Regions from separate parts of the Homo sapiens genome. Here region 1 is linked to region 2. The links are chromatin loops, found by intact Hi-C in ENCODE. Cell type or tissue: MCF 10A. All regions are shown on one strand. Each heading gives the region's core, and the rest is flanking DNA. Links, peaks and the distances in the headings are about the cores only. Region 1 overlaps EPB41L4B (erythrocyte membrane protein band 4.1 like 4B). Region 2 overlaps EPB41L4B (erythrocyte membrane protein band 4.1 like 4B).

Region 1 (9,304 bases), core at 882-8,881, 49 kb before region 2:
ATAAGGACAGTGTGGTAATTCCTCTCAGTCCTTCTTGCCTGTTAATATTGCACCATCCTTCCAGGTCAGCGACTCCAGCCTCCTGGGTCCCGCTCTGAACACAAGTAATGACAGAGTCTTTTTGTTGCCCTTGACTTTACAGCTTTTAACTAGTCCTTTAAAATCTGAGCTCATTAAAGAACTCCCTGAACAGCCATATTGATCCCTTCGGATCAGTATTTCCCAAACTTAAGAGTTGTAAATCAATTCCCTGGCTGACCAAGTCTTCCAAACGTACCAGGAAAATACCCTACATTGGTCTAGGATGATTTGCTTCCACTCTCTTGCTACAGGAGGCGGTGGACAGATGCAGAGGCGAAGCATAAGGGGGCGGAGAGAAAAAGCAAGTCACTGTTAAAGGTCCCTTGCACATGAGAAATGGCACATTGTAAGAAACCCTGGGGATATCAAAAAGACAAACATGTAAAATGGACATTCAGCTAAGCCTTAGCAAAAGAAATCCTCAATAGTTCTGCAAATAGGCCCACTTCTGCCAAAATTAGGGAGCTAAAGAATGGCTTGGACAACTTACTAAAAATGTGGATTGTGGCATTCTAAATGGTCAGTGGTAAGACCCAAGATCCTGCATTTTAGCAGCCCAGGACAGCCTGAGGTGGGCAGTCCAGGTTTGCTTTTCACTTTTGGAAAGCAAAGCTACTTATCTGCTTGTGTTCATCGTTATTTTAATGCCTCAATTTTAACTCTCAGTAGAGGTCAACTCTTTTTTTTTTTTTTAAATAGGCATAATGTTAAGTCAATGGATGGACACATCATAATAAGTAACTAGATCTGTCTGCTCAGCAAAGCTATGCACTTCCTTAGGCCCAAGGTGAAGCAGAAAAATGCGAGCATTCTAGTGGTTCTTTATATGGCTTTAATTTCATCATTAACTGGCCCCCTGCAATCTATCAAACCAAGTGTGTGTTCTGCCCTCCCTTCCCACTTCAGAAGCAAGGGACTAGGGAATTCCAGCTGTTGGAGAAGGACTGGGCGTGTGTATACACCAGTCTAAGCACCTGGGCTAAGACTGGAGCCCATGATTGGGAAACAGATGGAAGTTTGCAGAAGTAAAATGGCAAGACATTGCCAGCCAGATGAGAGAAGGATTAAAGGGTCCACAGTGTGGTGGTCTGGTTTTGTCAAGGGACAAGAGCCCCATAGTTCTCTGATTAGGTGAAGTGTGGAAGCTTTGGAATCTCACACGATTTGAATCCCAGCTTTGCCACTTACTAGCCATGGGACCTTTGGCCAATTTCTTCTGGACACCTCATTTTCCTCATCCCCAGATGGAATTTACCAGTATCTCACTGATAAGAGAATTATCAATAAATGACATTATATACAAAAGATGTTTTGCGCAGTGTTTGATGCTAGATGGTAAGAATTTTTAGTGGTTCGTAAGGTCGTAGCTGTCCATGTGGACAGAAACAGGCCAAAGAGATTCAAAATAGCTCAAGGCCGGGCGTGGTGAATCATACCTGTAATCCCAGCATTTTGGGAGGCCAAGGCAGGTGGATCATTCAAGGTCAGGAGTTCGTGACCAGCCTGGCCAACATGGTGAAACCCTGTCTCCACTAAAAATGCAAAAACTAGCCGGGCGTGGTGGTGTGTGCCTGTGTAGTCCCAGCTACTTGGGAGACTGAGGCAGAAGAATGGCTTGAACCAGGGAGGCAGAGGTTGCAGTGAGCCAAGATCACGCCATTGCACTCCAGCCTGGGTGACAGTGTGAGACTCTATCTAAAAAAAAAAAAAAAAAAAAAAAAGTCTAGCTGAAGAAATGGTATTTCTAATAGATTGATGGTTTGAGATGTATATTCTAAGTTTACAAAGGGAAAGGGGTGTTTGGTTCCAAAGGACAGATCAGATGTAAGAGCATTAACACATATATAAAGACATGTCTCTTTGAAACTAACAAACTCAGAGCAGAAACACCATGGGGATCTTTTGAGGAAAGAAAAAAGAAATAGAAATGATATTTCTGTCCGAGAATACTAGGAAATAACTGTCCAGGCAGAATGTGGACAATGCTTTCCCATCTGCACATGGCAGAATTGGCATAGAGTAAAGAATTGGTGAGATGGCTGAGAGTCCATTCTGCTGCTACGATTGGGACTCAGAGGCTTGGAGAATTGAAACAGAGCGTCTGCTCCATTCCCACCTTGTCTAATTTGGGATTTCATCTTAGACGAATTGGAGGAAGATTTTAACTATCAGGAGACTGAGTGGAAAGTTAGTAACAAAAGGGAACCACTGTGCTTTGTTGCCATTTTGTTGTTGTTTTTGTTTGTTTGTTTTTGAGACACGGTCTGTCTCTGTCACCCAGGCTGGAGTGCAGTGGTGCAATCATGGCCCACTGCAGCCTCCACCTCCGGGGCTCAAGTGATCCTCTCACTTCAGCCTCCTGAGTAGCTGGCATGCACCACCATGCTTTGCTAAATTTTTAAAAAATTTTTGTAGAGATGGGGTCTTGCCATGTTGCACAGGCTGGTGTGAACTCCTGGGCTCAAGCGATCCTCTTGCCTTGGCCTCCCCAAATACTGGGTTTACAGGGGAGAGCTACTGCACCTGGCCTGTTGCCTTTTTTAAGATAGATAATACAAACAATAGTAAAAATTCAAATACAAATAGCCAAAAGTTACTTTTCCTTTCCACCTTCTTATTCCCCAGTTTTCCTTGGAAGCAAACATTGTTAGCATTTTTCCTTGTCAATCTAGAGCTACTCCATGTATAAATGAGCATATATTTAACCAATCAATATTGATGGACATTTAAGCTGCATCAACTCCCTCAAGTTACAGTGGTGCTGCCATTCTTGTACCTTGTGTTTGTGCACTTGAACAAATCTATCTGTAGAATAAATTCCCTCGAAGTAGCATCCAGGTTAAAAGGTATGTGCATATTTAAGTTGGATATTGTCTAATGAAATTTCTCTCCAAATATATTCCACCTGTTTATACTCCCCCCAGCTCACAGACACCCCCAGCAATTATGACAATGCCTTTGTGACCTCACAGGAAGCAAATCATAGCCTTTGCTAGCTTTTTTTTTTTTTTAACTTAGTCTGATGGGTAAAATCCAGAATTTCTGTTTTAATTACATTCTCTGTGAACAAGGCTATGCACCTTTTAATCTTTCTAAAGACGGTTTGTTATATGTTTTCTGTGAACCATCTGAAACCCCTATTCTTGAGTCATGCTCCTTAATAAAGATCAGGCTGATGAAGTACAATTAACCATGTCATCTTAGCATTTATAATAGTGAGGAAAGGGAAGGCTTGAATGAGTTGATATTTACCAGACATTTTTTTAAAAGTAGGTTTCCAGGCTAAGCGTGGTGGCTCATGCCTGTAATCGTAGCACTTTGGGAGGCCGAGGTTGGTGGATCGCCTGAGGTCAGGAGTTCAAGACTAGCCTAGCCAGCATGGCAAAACCCCATCTCTGCTAAAAATACAAACAATTAGCTGGACCTGGTGGCGCATGCCTGTAACCCCAGCTACTCAGGAGTCTGAGACAGGAGAATCGCTTGAACCCGGGAGGCGGAGGCTGCAGTGAGCCAAAATCACACCACTGCACTCCAGCCTGGGTGACAGAGCGAGACTCCATCTCAAAAAAAAAAAAAAAAAAAGTAGGTTCCCAGAAATTCAGGTAACAGTCAGCATGATACTGCCCTGCAGAACTGAAAAAGGGAATGTGGGCAACATAAAGATAGCAAAGGGAAAGGAATTGATTTTGAATATCTGTGTTTCCTTTCCTGTTTGGGAGGGTATTGATAACTTTCCACTCAGGCTTCTTAGATACCCACCCAGACATCATGAATTTCCCTGGTGCATTGACCAAGGAAGGATGGATGTACTTCTAGTTACAATTAAAGTTTCAATATATTGGAACTGAAATTACAGCCACATCCCAAGAGTCACCTGTGGTTTTATTGGATGAAAGGCTGCAGAATTTAAAATATTAAAACTGCTGTAGTCTAGGCCATCCACTAAAAAAGGATTAGAATAATTAGAGGAACATCCCTGTAGGCTCATGTTATAAGAAACCCACAGAAACCTCCTAATCGTCCCCTACTGAATGGTGAATGGTTTAAACATCCACATTCTGCACTGAGACCTCAAAAGCAAGAGGTGTTGCTATGCTAATGCTCAACCAGCTTCATTCCCTGGCTGAATAATGGACACTGTCTGTATTAAAGGCAATTAAACCATTAAGCCCTTAAAATTCATATCAGTGTTACAGCTTCGGAGGCCAACTAAGGATGTTCATAATAGAAGCTTCTGAAAAACCTGCAAGAATTGGGGAACAGAGAGAGGATCATTTGCGGAAATTTTTAAGCACTAATGAATACCAAAATAAATTAATCCTCATCTGTATCACCCTAGAAACACGTACCCAGTGTTCAGCTCCAACTCTGACTCACATTGGTGTCTTGTGCAATTAGAATGTCTAAAACCTACTCTTAACAGATTATGCATCTTATTCATCTAACCTGAACTACATTCCGGGATGAATAATGTTTTAATTTCATTCATTCAGTGAGCCGGATGGCGTCTGGGGAGTGGAAAAATAACACTTCCCAGCTCATGCCTGAGTCTGCCGTAGCTCTGTCAGAGTGCACAGGATGACAAAGAATCTGCTTTGTGGACATTATTTTACACTCACAGCTGAGCTTTCGTGACAATGATTATTTTTGTCTTACTGTCCCTTTGGGGTCTCTCATATAACACTGTTTGAGGATGTATTTAAACAAGTGGTTAGGGGAAAGTCTGTTAATGCTGTTGCCACCTGAAAAAACAGAATAAAGGCACAGGAACACAGAAATGAGACGCACCAAAAAAAAAAATCTGTAAGAAACCCAGAAGTGACCGGGCACAGTGGCTCATGCTTGTAATACCAAAACTTTGGGAGGCCAAGGTGGGCAGATCATTTGAGGCCAGGAGTTTGAGACCAGCCTGGCCAGCATAGTGAAACTCCGTCTCTACTAAAAATACAAAAATTAGCCAGGTGTGGTGGCACACATCTGTAATCCCAGCTACTCGGGGGTCTGAGGCAGGAGAATCATTTGAACCTGGGAGGCAGAGGTTGCAGTGAGCGGAGATTGCACCACTGCACTCCAGCCTGGGCAACAGAGCGATATTCCATCAAAAAAAAAAAGAAACCCAGAATGGAAAGTCTAGCTTATTAGAAGTGACTGTTGTAAGGCAAAACAACTATATTTGTATTTTTTTTTCTTTAGGCAAGAAAAAGATTGAATAAACTTGGTCATGAGCCTCTGAGCAAAAATCAACTCATGAAATAGTAATTCTCTGGACTGCACACACATGCACACCTGTGAAGGCACACACACAATGAGGAAGCCATTGCAAAACCTAGCAAGAATAGCATTGCAACACAACAGCCTTTCTGGCAGAAAAATGTCGGGACCTGCTTACACCTATTTATTGAAATCATTTGATAGTTGTTTGCCAAAAGAAAATTCCAGACTCAGAGATGGAAGCACATATCCTGTCCTACCTCACACAGGACTCAGACCCAGGAACTACTGAACCCCAAAGGCTCTTGTCAGTCCTTAGGATGTGGGATGTTAATCTGCAGTTTTGCAGAGACTACATAATGTAGTTAGGAACAAGTAGGGAATTCATGTCAAAAGTGCAACTTTTATGAATAGATATTTGATAAATTACCTAAGGAGAATTAAAATTTAAATGCACTAAAACTAATTAATTGAATAAAGTTCTGCTATGTTTCTGTGCAGTGCTGGTATGTTGAAGAAGATGCCATCTTTGGCTCCAGGTAACTAATCATCATCAGATCAAGAGCTCCCCATCTAGCATGGATTCATACATCAACTGTGCTAGCATCAGAATTGCTTGCAAAGTTGATTGGAACATTTCTTGAAAGAAATACAAATTGGAAAAGTTTTGGGCCAATTAGTCTCTATAAAGGAATCTAAACTACACCCAAAAATGCAGTTTTGACCTTTTTTTTTTTTTTTTTGAGATGGAGTTTCACTCGTCACCCAGGCTGGAGTGCAATGGCACAATCTTGGCTCACTGCAACCTCCACCTCCCAGATTCAAGCATTTCTCCCACTTCATTCTCCTGGGTAGCTGGGACTACAGGCGTGCACCACTATGCCCAGCTAATTTTGTATTTTTAGTAGTGTTGAGTTTTCATCCTGATTGTTGGCCAGGCTGGTCTCGAACTCCTGACCTCAGATGATCTGCCTACATTGGCCTCCCAGTGTTGGGATTACAGGCGTGAGCCACCACTTGTGGCCAATTTTGACCTTTTCTGAAAAGAAAGATGAAGTAGAGTCAACCTTCTCACTAGTCTTTTTTTTAGATATAAGACCACTAAGTTGCTATAAGAAATCATCCCTAATTAATAGATACAACATTCATAATGTATGACACTTCTAAGATGTCGATACAATTTTCTTCGAAAATCCATTATGAAAAAGGTACAGTGTTTCAAATATAGACTCTACTTGTTGCCAAATAGTATGCTTTCCCTGAATTCAATAAGAACATGTAACAATGTATCAGTCTGTTTAGTCTCTACCAAATTAAAATTGAAATAAGCGACAGCTATCTGGGAAACCAGAATGAGTAAATTGTACTTTCTCTCATCTCTCAGTCGGACATGGCACAGATCAAATTATATCATTGAGCTGTAGTTCCTGGCATACGAATGCTTAATGTCCAAAAATGCAATGTCTGCCACCCAGATAAGTGAGTTACCTAAGGTCACGTAGGCAAACAGCAGCAAAGCCAAGCTAAGTACCAATGCATGTTCCTTTTTTGTCATTAGATTGCTCCTTCCAAACACATGGCAAAGCAGTATTGCCTAGCAATTCAGAGAGCCCAGGTTACCTGGGTTCAAATCCCAGCTCTGCCATTTACTAGCTACATGACTTGAGGAAAGCTCCTTGGTCTTTCTGCTCCTCTTTCCTTATGTATAAAATGAAGATAATAATAATTGTCCTTTCTTCAAATGGTTGTTGGAAGATTAAGTTAACTGATGGTGAAGTACTGGGCACTCAAAAATGTTAGATTTTGGGGTTTTTTGCTCTGTGAATATTTAAAGAGCATGATTACTGCACTGGTGTTCAATCAGGAGGTATGATTCTGGCTGACACCATCTGCTGTAAAAACACACTACTTGAGTCAATTATCCTAAGAGAGTCCCAATTGGAGAGCCACAGTTCCGGGCGAATGGACTGGGTATGGACTAGTGGCAGGGCTTCCTGACTTTTTCTTGTCCTTGGCACACATAGAAAGTGACGTATAGCATGCTGGGACAAGCAGACAAGGCTGCTTGAAGCTCCAGGCTCCCCATGTCCTGCCCACTTACTCCAAGGACTGGGAGAATAAATGGTTCAGCCCACTTGCAACCCTTCTGAGGCTTACCAGTTGGAAAGTTCTACTGAGGTCCTTGTCAGCTTATCCCCAATGTGTTAATTCTGATTAGGAATATGGAATTGTCCCCATTGAGGCTAAAGTAAAACAGGAACCAGTTTGTCCCAACCAGCTCCTCCAGAAGGTGTGTGGAGAACTTGTGTGCTACCTGTGAGTCTACTGTGTGGGCTACATATACACTGATCCCGCCGCCAGGAACCCCAACTTGGAGTGAAGACACATGACATAAATAGCTGAGGAGTAAGTCCAAGTTCAGGCAGCACTTGATACGTGTGCACTGAGCAATCCAGACGAGATGTATGCGACTTTGGATAGGGGAAGTTCATTGCATTTCCTACTGCATCAGCTGGCGTAGTACCTATGGGGGACTTCTTGACCATCCAGACATGGGCATTCTGTTAAAGGCGGGGAATCTGTTGATTTCTTGGCCTGCATGGCTGATGATTTGGTTACTTAGGAGGTAGAAGAAACCCTGCAGTTATTACTGTTGTAAATTCTGTTCAGCAAGGAAGACTGCATTGGAAATGTGTAAGTAACAAGATCCATGGAAGAAGAAAACCCTGACATCTCAGAATCATGAACATGAAGTGAGTGAAATCCAGGGCTTAATTCTCCACATATTCTTTTTCTTCTTCTTGTTGATATTCTTTTCTAAAATTAATTTGTGTGGGTACATATTAGGTGTATGTATTTATAGGGTATATGAGATGTTTTGAAACAGGTATGCAATGTGAAATAATCACATCATATATGTTTTACTGTTTAGAAAATCCAATTTCAAAATGTCATAGAAAATAGACTTGAATATTTTTTACATGGGCTGTGAATTTAGAAAGCATAGATAATCCGAAAGAGAAAGGCTTTATGAGCCTCTCAGATGAACCCACAATTTGTAATAGTATTTTAAAGAGTAGGAAGGTGGAACATATGATCAAAAAGAAAGCGGCACAGAACTTTTTATAAGGACTCCAAAGTTTTGTAGATGCTCACTTCAGTTGGGGCAAAAAGATGAGCAATTTAATGACACCCAGTTTTGAGGATGGTATGTGAGACTAACAGGCAGAAACAGAGCTACCTGACTTTTGTTGTGCTTTTTTCTTTTTCAACAAGGAAGCTAGTCACTATACTAACTGCAGAGAGTGAAGAGAACAAACAGAAGAAAATTGAAGTCCAAGATAAGAGAAAGAGTAGTCAGGAAATATTTTACTGCTTTTTGATTAGCTCAAGTCTTTAGGCTCAGAAAAATGGTCTCCCAAAACACTGAGAAAATTTGCACTTGTCATTGCTGAGTCAGCATCAATACCTTTGAAAAAGTCTTGGGAAAATGCTAGATAAGTAGATGGACAGTTTTTTTTGGAACATGAATTCCAAAAACTAGGCTGATAAGCTGGAGTGCAATACTGAGGAAAGTTTGAGAACAGAGTCTTTTGTAAGCACTTAGTAAAGGAAGCAGTGTTGACTTAGGAACAGCACAGATTTGCTGAGAATAAGTCATGCTAATCTTTCAAGATTTTTAGTAAGCTAAGAGTGGAAGAACTGTCTAACCTGATAAGTAGAATTTATCAGAAACTGACATTTAATGGTGAAACACTAGATAATGTATAAACTTCAGAAATAAGGCAAGGATAACTGCTGATATTCAATATTATTCTGGAGACCTTACCAGTGGAACAAGCCAAGAAAACAAAATTAGGAATAACTACTGGAAAGGAAGAAACAAAATTCACGTGATTCTCTTCTTAAAATCCAAGTGAATTCCAACTGGTAAGAGTTGTGCAAAGTGGTCAGAGGCAGAAATATCCTAAAGTCAGCAGCTTTGTATATCCATCTAGTCATTAAAAAATTA
Region 2 (9,304 bases), core at 914-8,913:
GTGCGGTGGATCAACACTTCTTTACCACGAAAGTCAAATGCTGGACCATCCCTTAAGGCGCTCATTATGTTCTTCAGTTGGTGGCCAGGACACATTTTGGCTTCTAGGCAGTGTGGCCATGTTTCTTGGTCATTTGTGCCAGCTTTTATTTTCTTCAAAAAATACCCATTGCGTGCCTGCTATCATCAGAGAAGAAAAGACCCAGTGGCCTGGGTCCCCTGTTGTAGTTGTTTCTGGTTGGAGTATGGATGCCCTGGGGCAGTAGTGGGAACTGTTCCTGAGGGTAGCAGGGAGACATATTTCTGCAGGATATACCCTGAGGTCCATAGAGAGCAGCAGGAGGGTTTTAAGTAGTCTGGTAAAAGTTAACTGCAGGTGACTCAGATGGATTCACTTGACTAAAAACTAGATTTAGAAACAGTCAACAAAATGAACCATGGACTAAGACTTTGCAAATGCAATTTCTACATCTCCCAAATTTGAATAGTAAAACAGGCCATCGTGAAGACCATTGTGAGATAATAGTTGTAAAAAGCCCTTTGGAAATTGTCCAGGACTGCACAATTGTAAAGAGGACAGAGATAGATCACTTTGGAGACGGAAAAGAGGCTGGCAATTTTCTTGATCATTTTTCTATGAAACTTACCCAGGGGCTGTGTTTTATTCTTCACAGCAGGATGATATCAACTATTTAAGGAAACTCTCTTGAGATAAAAGACGTGTATATTTGTTCTCTGGAGCAAATGGTCCCTCCCTGAAACCCAAAATAACCCTGTCCGTGGTTCCCTCTCCTAACATCAAGCATCCTCTGTCCTCCAACCTCATCCTCACCAGTACAAGCTGTTGGACCTCTGCTGGGCGCATGGTGCTATTCAAGGATAAGGTGGAGAACCCTGCGTATCCCAAAGGATGTGGCACTTTTTTCACAATGTTTGGTATTTTCCAGCTAAGTAGCAGGGTGTCCCAGTGTCAAACGAGATGCCACGGCTGGGCCCATGCATCTCGTCATGGGTCAGGGTCAGTTTGTTTTCTGAACACAGATAACAAAGAGCCAAGACATATGAAATCCTCAACTATATGTTACAGCTGGGCACAATGGATCATGCCTGTAATCCCAGTACTTTGGGAGGCCGAGGAGGTGGGGAATCTCTTGAGGCTGGGAGTTCAAGACCAGCCTGGGCAACATAGTGGGACCTCGCCTCTATAAAAAAGAAAAATTAAAATATTAGCCAGGCATGGTGGCACATATCTGTAGTCCCAGCTACTCAGGAGGCTGAGGCAGGAGGATTGCTTGAGCCCAGGATTTTAAGGCTGCCATGAGCTGTGATCACACGACTGCACTCCAGCCTGGGTGACAGAGCAAGACCCTGTCTCTTAAAAAATATGGCATGGTAGCTCACACTTGTAATCCCAACACTTTGGGAGGCCGAGGCGGGTGGATCACTTGAGGTCAGGAGTTTGAGACCAGCCTGGCCAACATGGTGAAACCCTGTCTCCATTAAAATTACAAAATTAGCTGGGCATGGTGGTGCATACCTGTAGTCCCAGCTACTTTGGGGGCTGAGGCAGGAGAATCACTTGAACCTGAGAGGCAAAGGTTGCAGTGAGCTGAGATCATGACACTGCACTCCAACCTGGGTGACAGAGCGAGTCTCAAAAAAAAAAAAGGGAAATGAAACGATATGTTTCTCCCCATGATATATTTCTTTCCTGGTGCCCTCTGTTGATATCCACTCACTGACATACCACAGTGTGTGCCCTTGTTCAGCAGAGTGCAGGAGGGCACTGAGCATGGAAGGCAAATGCTTCAAGTGTGTGGCCACTCCTCACTTCCTCCATGGCTCACATCACTAAGTCATCCTGGCTATCTTTCTGGCTTGGCCTGGGCAATGCTTCAGAACCCTCAACCGCGTGCCAAGAAGCCACTACCTGTCCTGTGCAGTTGGCACAGGAGATAGCCTCTACCTACCAGGCCTGGGAATGGGGTCTTGGTATGTCATCTGCTCAGATGATGGAGACAACAGATGAAAGACAGAAAGGAGAAAAGAAGGCTGAGAGAGAGGGTGGGGGGTGGGACCAGAAGCCAGTTGGCCAGAGCCTGGAAGTAGGCTGTGGGTGAGGCTGGCTTGAGAACAGTCTGGAGTTGCCAGATCTGTCTTGCACTGTGCTGTCTTTCTCTCCTTTCCCTTCCCCTACCTCCTCTTCCTCCTCCCCTTCTCTTGCCACCTCCTCCTCCCCTTCTCTCCTCTCCTCGTGAGCAGGCAGAGCCCGCCAGCAACCCCCACTGTGCCCACTCTCGCTGTTCTCCTCCACTCTCTCTCCCCATGAAGGAAGAGACCACTGGAGTTTGCATGTACCCTCCAATCAAAACGAGGCTGGTAGGTACCCTGGCAGGGAGAGGGGCCTGGCCAGGAGAGGTGAGGTGGGCAGGAGCCACCAGGCGAGGTGGAAGCCTGGGTGGGCGTGCAGAAGCCCCAGATCTCGGGCAGAGCCCATCGACAGGTGCCCTCACTCCAGATGGATGGAGGATTTGGAGTCCAGCTGGCCCTGGTCAGTTTGGAACATGCAGCTATGGAGCCCACTTCGCCTCTAGGTCTCAAGAATCAAGAAGAGTTTGTTTTCCTAGAATTTTGATGAGCATAGATGCTTTCCCCAGAGAGAAATATATGCTTTGGTACTCACCAGACGGACTCTTATGTTGCATTTCTATTGAAAATAAAACTTCTTTAAACTTGTCTTCTTCTGCTATTTATCAAGCTAATGATGTAATAGGAGTGCTACCTGACAATGTGAACAAAATTACCTGTCATCCCAATTTAGCATGATTTTTTGTCATTTTTACATATTTCCTTCTATTTATTCATATCATTCATAATTTTACATAGTTAAATCATAGTAACCATATTCTCTCCTGTTTTCCTCTTTTCACTTAATGCTGCTATGTTGTTTCTAGCTTGTTCTTGTTACCACATTATATGACTATTTGTATTTCATCAAGTGAATGGTCTACCATTTATCTAACACATTCTTTACTACAGGATGTGCGCTTTGTTCGCAGTTTGTCATTATTTGGGAGAACACATATAGCTTTTTGCATCAGGAATTTTATTTTCTTAGGCTATACCCTGCTGGATTAAACATGGTGACTTTGGCTTTTGCCCCCTTTCTAAAGTGGTTGTGCTAACAGATAGTGCCATCAGAAGAGAGTGACTTTGCTTTTCTCCACAGCCTTAGCAACACAGAGTGTAATTGTTGAAATCTATTTTTCTAATTTACAGCAGGTATAAAATAATTCTTTGAGATTGCTAACTTTCACCTTTCTTTCATAGCAATAATAAACCACTTTCTGGCAGGGCACAGTGGCTCACGCCTGTAATCCCAGCACTTTGGGAGGCTGAGGCAGGCAGATCACCTGAGGTCAGGAGTTTGAGTCCAGCCTGGCCAACATGTAAAACCCCAACTCTATTAAAAATACAAAAGTTAGCTGGGCATCGTGGCACGTGCCTGTAATCCCAGCTACTCAGAAGGCTGAGGCAAGAGAATCATTTGAACCTGGGGGGCGGAGGTTGCAGTGAGCTGAGATTGCGCCACTGCACTCCAGCCTGGGTGACAGAGTGAGACTCCGTCTCAAAAAATAAATAAATAAACCACTTTCCCTTTCTGCTTCATGATGATCTGAGAGTCTTATCTGTCTGTTACTTTCTGCTAGGATATTGGTCTCAGAGCACCATGCTGACTCAATAGGCAACAAGAGGAGAATGTACCCCAAGACTTCACCCCAAGGGTCCTTCTCTCACCTGAGTCAAAAAGGCAATTTCAGGCCTATTCTGGCAATTTTGAGATGTGTAAAGAGACCAAAGAAATTTGGGGGAAGGGGAGCAGGCTTGGGCTGGACATCTCAGTACACGTGGCAAGGATATTGTCATCCCCACATGGGGGAGACTTGCTTTACCCATTTGGGAAAGCTTGGCTGATTTGGGTCTGAGCTAATGTGTTCTTACTCATCCCTGCCTCACCCTCCCATTGGAGCCACTGAAGAGCATTGAGTAGCTATCCCAGTGTCCACAGGCAAGACCTCGAGACACACAAAGCCTGCTGCCCCTGGGCAGTGGTGGCCTTGGTGTCTTGCCTGCAGCCCTCTGCTGGCGGGTGGTATGGTATGCATTCACCAGCAGGTGTGCAGACAGTTTCTGTCCCCCAGGAATGTGCACAAAGCTGGTGTCAGAGTCATCTGGTTCCTGGGCCTGATGACGTACCCTAGGCCAGCTTGAAAAAATAAGCCCTTCCATTTCCCAAGTTCTCCAGGAGGCCAAAGACAAAATGACCAAAGAGAAAGACATGGAAGTCAAGAGTCTTTTTCACCACCACTACCTGATCAGCTGTTCGTCTGGCCTTTTTCAGACTAGCTCAGTACTACAGGTACTCCCAGCACTGGGCATCTTTGTGCATCAAGCCATCTGTTCCCAAAGGCCGTGGGGGCAGGATTCTCCCATGCTTCCACGGGTTTCCCTGAGGTCTCCCTCTACTGGCCAAAGCGTACAGGGAGTCCAGTAACTGAAGTGATTAGACAGGGAATACTTTCTAGCTTAATTAGCCCAGCCGCCTTGTACCCTGCCTGCTGTAAGAGACCGTGTCCCAGGATGTGACCTCTCAGCAGCCTCTAGGCCATTCCCACAGCTATGGAGAAGTCATCAGAAGCCACCTCAGGCAACTCTGACTCCCTCATTATCCACCTTGATTGTGGCTTTTTATGAGTCAGGCCTGGAAAGCCAAGCAGATCCCGCTGAAGGCAGCTCCAGGGGGAGGCAAGTGTGGGGGCGCTCTAGGAACACGAGACTCCAGGCTGTCATCCCTGCTGAGGCCCGTCCTGCAGTCCAACTCCAGGCACAGATACAACCACCAGCTCACACTCCTGAGGGACCCTTTGTATGTGCCCTTACACGAGTGATGAAGGCTCTGCGGGGGCACCCCTGAATCCTTTGGTTCCATTTTAAAGGTGCGCTGCCAAAGATTGCAAAACTTTGTTTTCTAATCTGAAGGTAACCCCCTTGTCTTTCTCTCTTTTGAAGATAAAAACATTCCCGGTTGATACAATGAACCCGTTTCCTGATACTTTCACCACAGGGCCACAGTTTACTGTAAGTAGATCCAGAAAACAGATGTGCATTTTAAACCCTTGTTCCCATGCGGTGTGCTTTTCTGCGGGATGCCAGACAGCAAGGTCAACCGCTTCTTTTGATCACCGTTGAACTCTGTGAGGTTGGGAAGAAACTTGGATTTGCAGTCTGCCTCTATTTTATTGATGTGACATTGACATAAAATTAACCATTTTAAAGTGACAATTCAGTGACAGTACATTCACAGTGTTGTGCAGTGACCACTTCTATCAGTTCCAATACATTTTTATTGCGTCCTCCAAAAACCTCACACCCATTAAGCAGTTCCTCCTCATTTTCCCTTTGTTCCTACCTGCTGGCAACCACCAGTCTGCATTCTGTGTCTGTGGATTTACCTAGTCTGGATATCTCATATAAATCAATTGTATCATATGTGACCTTTTGTGACTGGCCTCTTTCACTTAGCATAATGTATTTGAGGTTCATCCACGCATGTATCAATACTTCATTTCTTTTTTTGTTTGTTTGTTTGTTTTTGAGACGGATTGAGATCTGTTCTACTGCCAAGGCTGGAGTGCAGTGGCACGATCTCGGCTCACTTCAACCTCCACCTCCCAGGTTCAAGTGTTTCTCCTGCGTCGGCCTCCTGAGTAGCTAGGATTACAGCTGCTTGCCACCACGCCTGGCTAATTTTTGTATTTTTAGTAGAGGTGGGGTTTCATTACGTTCGCCAGGCTGGTCTCCAACTCCTGACCTCAGGTGATCCACCTGCCTCAGCCTCCCAAAGTGTTGGGATTACAGGCGTGAGCCACCATGCCCAGCCTCATTTCTTTTTATGATGGAATATTATTCCATTGTATCTATATACTGCAATTTGTTTATCCACTCATTTATTGGGGGTTTTGGGATTGTTTTCACCTTTTGGCTATTGTGAATAGTGCTGCTATGCATATGTGTGTACATGTATCTGTTTGAACACCTGTTTTCAATTCTTTTGGGTTGGATCTTGATAATGGTGTGGTCTTAGGTAGGTCACTTTACTACCCTGACCACCAGCAGCTTTTTCTTTTTTGCTTTTAGAGATGAGGTCTCACTATGTTGCCTAGGCTGGTCTCGAACTCCTGGGCTCAAGTGATCCTCATACCTTGGCCTCCCAATGTGCTGAGATTACAGGCATGAGCCACCATGCCTGCCCCCTCTTCTTACTTAAGGTGAAAGTAGTAGTAAGAATATCCTCCTCATATCCTGTTGGGGCAAGGATCAAAAGGGACCAAGAATTTGAAAGTGTTTTACCAACCACAAAACATCCCACACCTGTCAGTTATGATTGTTGTTTCTCAAGGCTGGAGAGGCAGGGTGCTGTGATGAACAAGAACCAGTCACCCTGACAACAGACTTCTTGTCACCACCTCTCTGGGTGTCACTGGGCAGCTTATTTATTCTGCCAAGGCTAGGCACAGTGGCTCATGCCTGTAATCCCAGCACTTTAGGAGGCTGAGGTGGGAGGATCGCTTGAGACCAGAAGTTCGAGATCAACCTGGGCAACATAGAGAGACCCTGTCCCTACAAAATAATAATAATAATAAATTAGCTGCCTGTAGTCCCAGTTACCCAGGAGGCTGAGGCGGGAGGATCTCTGGAGCCCAGGAGGCTGACGCTGCAGTGATCTATGACTGCACCACTGGATTCCAGCCTGGGCAACAGAGTGAGACCCTGTCTTGATTTTTTAAAAAATTCTGCCAAATGTTTAAATCCTGTAGTTTCCTCATCTACAAAGAGAGAGTTTGATAATGTTCATGCTTCTTTTCAGGGCTCAACTCATTCTTTAAATGAAAGCTTCTGCAGAAGCTCACTGTATAATGAGCAATTAGATGGAGCAGAAGTGAGGAATCTGGGGTCCACACCTCCTTCCTCTCACTCTGTCCTCCTCCCGGGAACCAGAGCTTGCAATTTCTATGATCCCTGAAGCTCCTTCCGAAGGGTTTTTGTGCCATCTGGAGGATCTGTGAGGTGGGCTGTGGGTGGCTAAAGGTAGCTCTAAGTGCAGTCTTACGAGATGGATGATGGCCACTACCCAACATGGCTTCAGCCACACAGGGAGGGAGAGAGCAGTGGCTGATTCAAGTTTCAGAGGATGAGCAGAGGTGGGAAGGTGTCCAGCAGGGCAGGCGGAGGGAAAAACAGGTTCCTAGAACAGTCCATTTCTAGGGTCATGAGCTGCTTCCAGCATCTGCCTTTTAAGAATGAGAGGGCAGAGACATGGGGCTCTGCCAGAATGTTAGATGCTCTTTCCCTGACACTCGTCCTGGCTCCCTGCAGTCTTGCTGGACACAGCTCCCCAGCTGGAAGCTCCGGCTCCACCTCCCTTGGTTGGCCATAGTGGGGCACTCTGGCCTTCTGCCCAGCCTTGGCAGTGCTGTGAGACACTCAGGGAAGCCCTTCCCGAAAGCTGGGGGCCAAGATGGAGCAGGAAGCCAATGGCAGAAACCATGCTGGGACTTTTAAGAACTGAGCAAGAGTGGCTCGAAGACAGCTGGAGCAGCAGAGGGAACAGCATGAGCCAGACCCCCAGGGCGGGCGGGGTCATCACACATTCAAGGGACTGAAAAACAGGCCAGTGGGACTGGGATGCGGAAAGCAAGCAGGGCTGGGTGAGAGAGGAGGAAGGGGATGTAGGTGGTGATAAAACTGGAGGGGCACAACCATGTTGGCCTTGTAGGCCACAGTAGGGATTCTGATCTCCATCCTACGAGCAACAGGAAATCTTTGAGGGACTTTGAGCAGGGCAGTGACAGGGCAGATGCACTTGGAAGGGATCCCTGTGATCACAGTGGGAGGACAGTGGCATCCAGGCAGAGTGGATTCAGGACAGTAGCCTGGAAACGCAGGACAGTGGCTTAAGGGAGAGAGAGCAGAAAGCTTGACCCACAGTGGTTTTGCTGGTGGAGGTGGACAGAAGTGCACAGATAGGGAAGATATTTAGGAGGCTGGTAAGATTCAGGATTAGATGAGGCAGAGAGAGGGTCAGAAATGGTTCCCATATTTCTGATTTGCAGAATGTGGATGGACAGTGGGTCCATTCACTGAGATAAAGAAACTTGGAAAAAGACTTGGTTGGGAGAGATGAGTTTGCCTTTGGCCATGATGGATTAGAAATGCCTTTGAAACATCCAGGTGGACACAATGAATGGGCAGTTGGAAATCCAAGTCTGTAACTCAAGAGAGTGGACTAGACTGGAAACAATGACTAGGGAGGCAGTGACAGGTAGATGGTAACAGAAGCCAAGCTCATGGGCTTCAGCTTCTCAATTTTCTCACCCCTGTGTGTAGTGTTCTCATCTCCTTCCTGCCAAGATCATGACACTTGAACTTTCTGCAGGTTTGGCCTCTCCACAGGCCTCCAGACCTATCCTGGCGACAGTGACAGGGGTTGTTTAGCAGCGCTGGGAAGCTCTGCACAAAGTTGGTCTGGCAGTCGATCTAGCATTGATGGAGCTGGGTTTCAACAGCTGGGCTCTTGCTTGATCCCAAAACCAGTTTCTACTTTGTATTCAGGTGTATTAACTGGGTCTCTGCTCATACTCAGCCGAGTATGTTGGTCCATCTAGGGTGGGGAGCCCTGCCTGGCTCTGGCCAGATTTCTGCTCTACATGCTTCTTTCTAATCTGGCTCTGTCCTTCTGTTACCTGCTTTGTTCCAGTGGAAGCTTGTTCATTCATTCACTCATTCATTTCCTCATTCAACAAATATTAAAAAACAGATACTTAGGGTTGAGATTTAATAATGTAATTTTTACTGCTTCTTCAAGGTCATTCTTTAGTGAAACTGGCTTTTTTTTTTTTTTTTTACTTGAAGTATATGGCAATCAAGAACACAATGACTACTAGTACAGTTTGGTGCCACTACCTCAATTCATGCCAAGGCCCTGCCCCATTTACTTACTATCACCTTTGCACCATCAGTGCAAATTTTCCTCTTTTTTCAGAAAGAATAAAAAATGGCATCAAAGGCTGGGTGCAGTAGCTCATGCCTGTAATCCCAGCACTTTGGGAAGCCAAGGTAGGTGGATTACCTGAGATCAGGAGTTCGAGACCAGCCTGGCCAACATGGTGAAACCCCATCTCTACTAAAAAAAACCCCAGTTATGGTGTCAGCTAGCCCTTGTTCTGAATACTGTTCTTAACACT

What was found. A loop is a pair of places that touch in the nucleus more often than their neighbours do. Peaks named below come from ENCODE experiments on the same cell type or tissue, not always from the same donor. Only the 100,000 strongest peaks of a DNase experiment are listed, where the experiment ranks them.
Region 1: a loop joins it to region 2, with 2.5 times the contacts of the local background. A loop is called at or near these places in 3 of 110 quality-filtered maps.

Annotation. Positions count from the first base shown.
Region 1 is chr9:109,227,889-109,237,192 of GRCh38, reverse strand. All of the region lies in intron 15 of EPB41L4B (erythrocyte membrane protein band 4.1 like 4B), which reads left to right. Among named protein-coding and RNA genes, the nearest start is that of FRRS1L, 65 kb to the right of the region's middle. In MCF 10A, for the core only: no CTCF peak of the experiment used is centred there; DNase peaks (open chromatin) are centred at 4,492 and 5,412.
Region 2 is chr9:109,178,563-109,187,866 of GRCh38, reverse strand. EPB41L4B (erythrocyte membrane protein band 4.1 like 4B) reads left to right here. Exons shown (of 26, transcript NM_019114.5): 23 at 2,262-2,378; 24 at 5,070-5,138. Among named protein-coding and RNA genes, the nearest start is that of FRRS1L, 16 kb to the right of the region's middle. RefSeq lists an enhancer at 1,851-2,350 and a silencer at 7,344-7,638. In MCF 10A, for the core only: a CTCF peak has its summit at 4,117 (motif pointing left); a DNase peak (open chromatin) is centred at 4,506.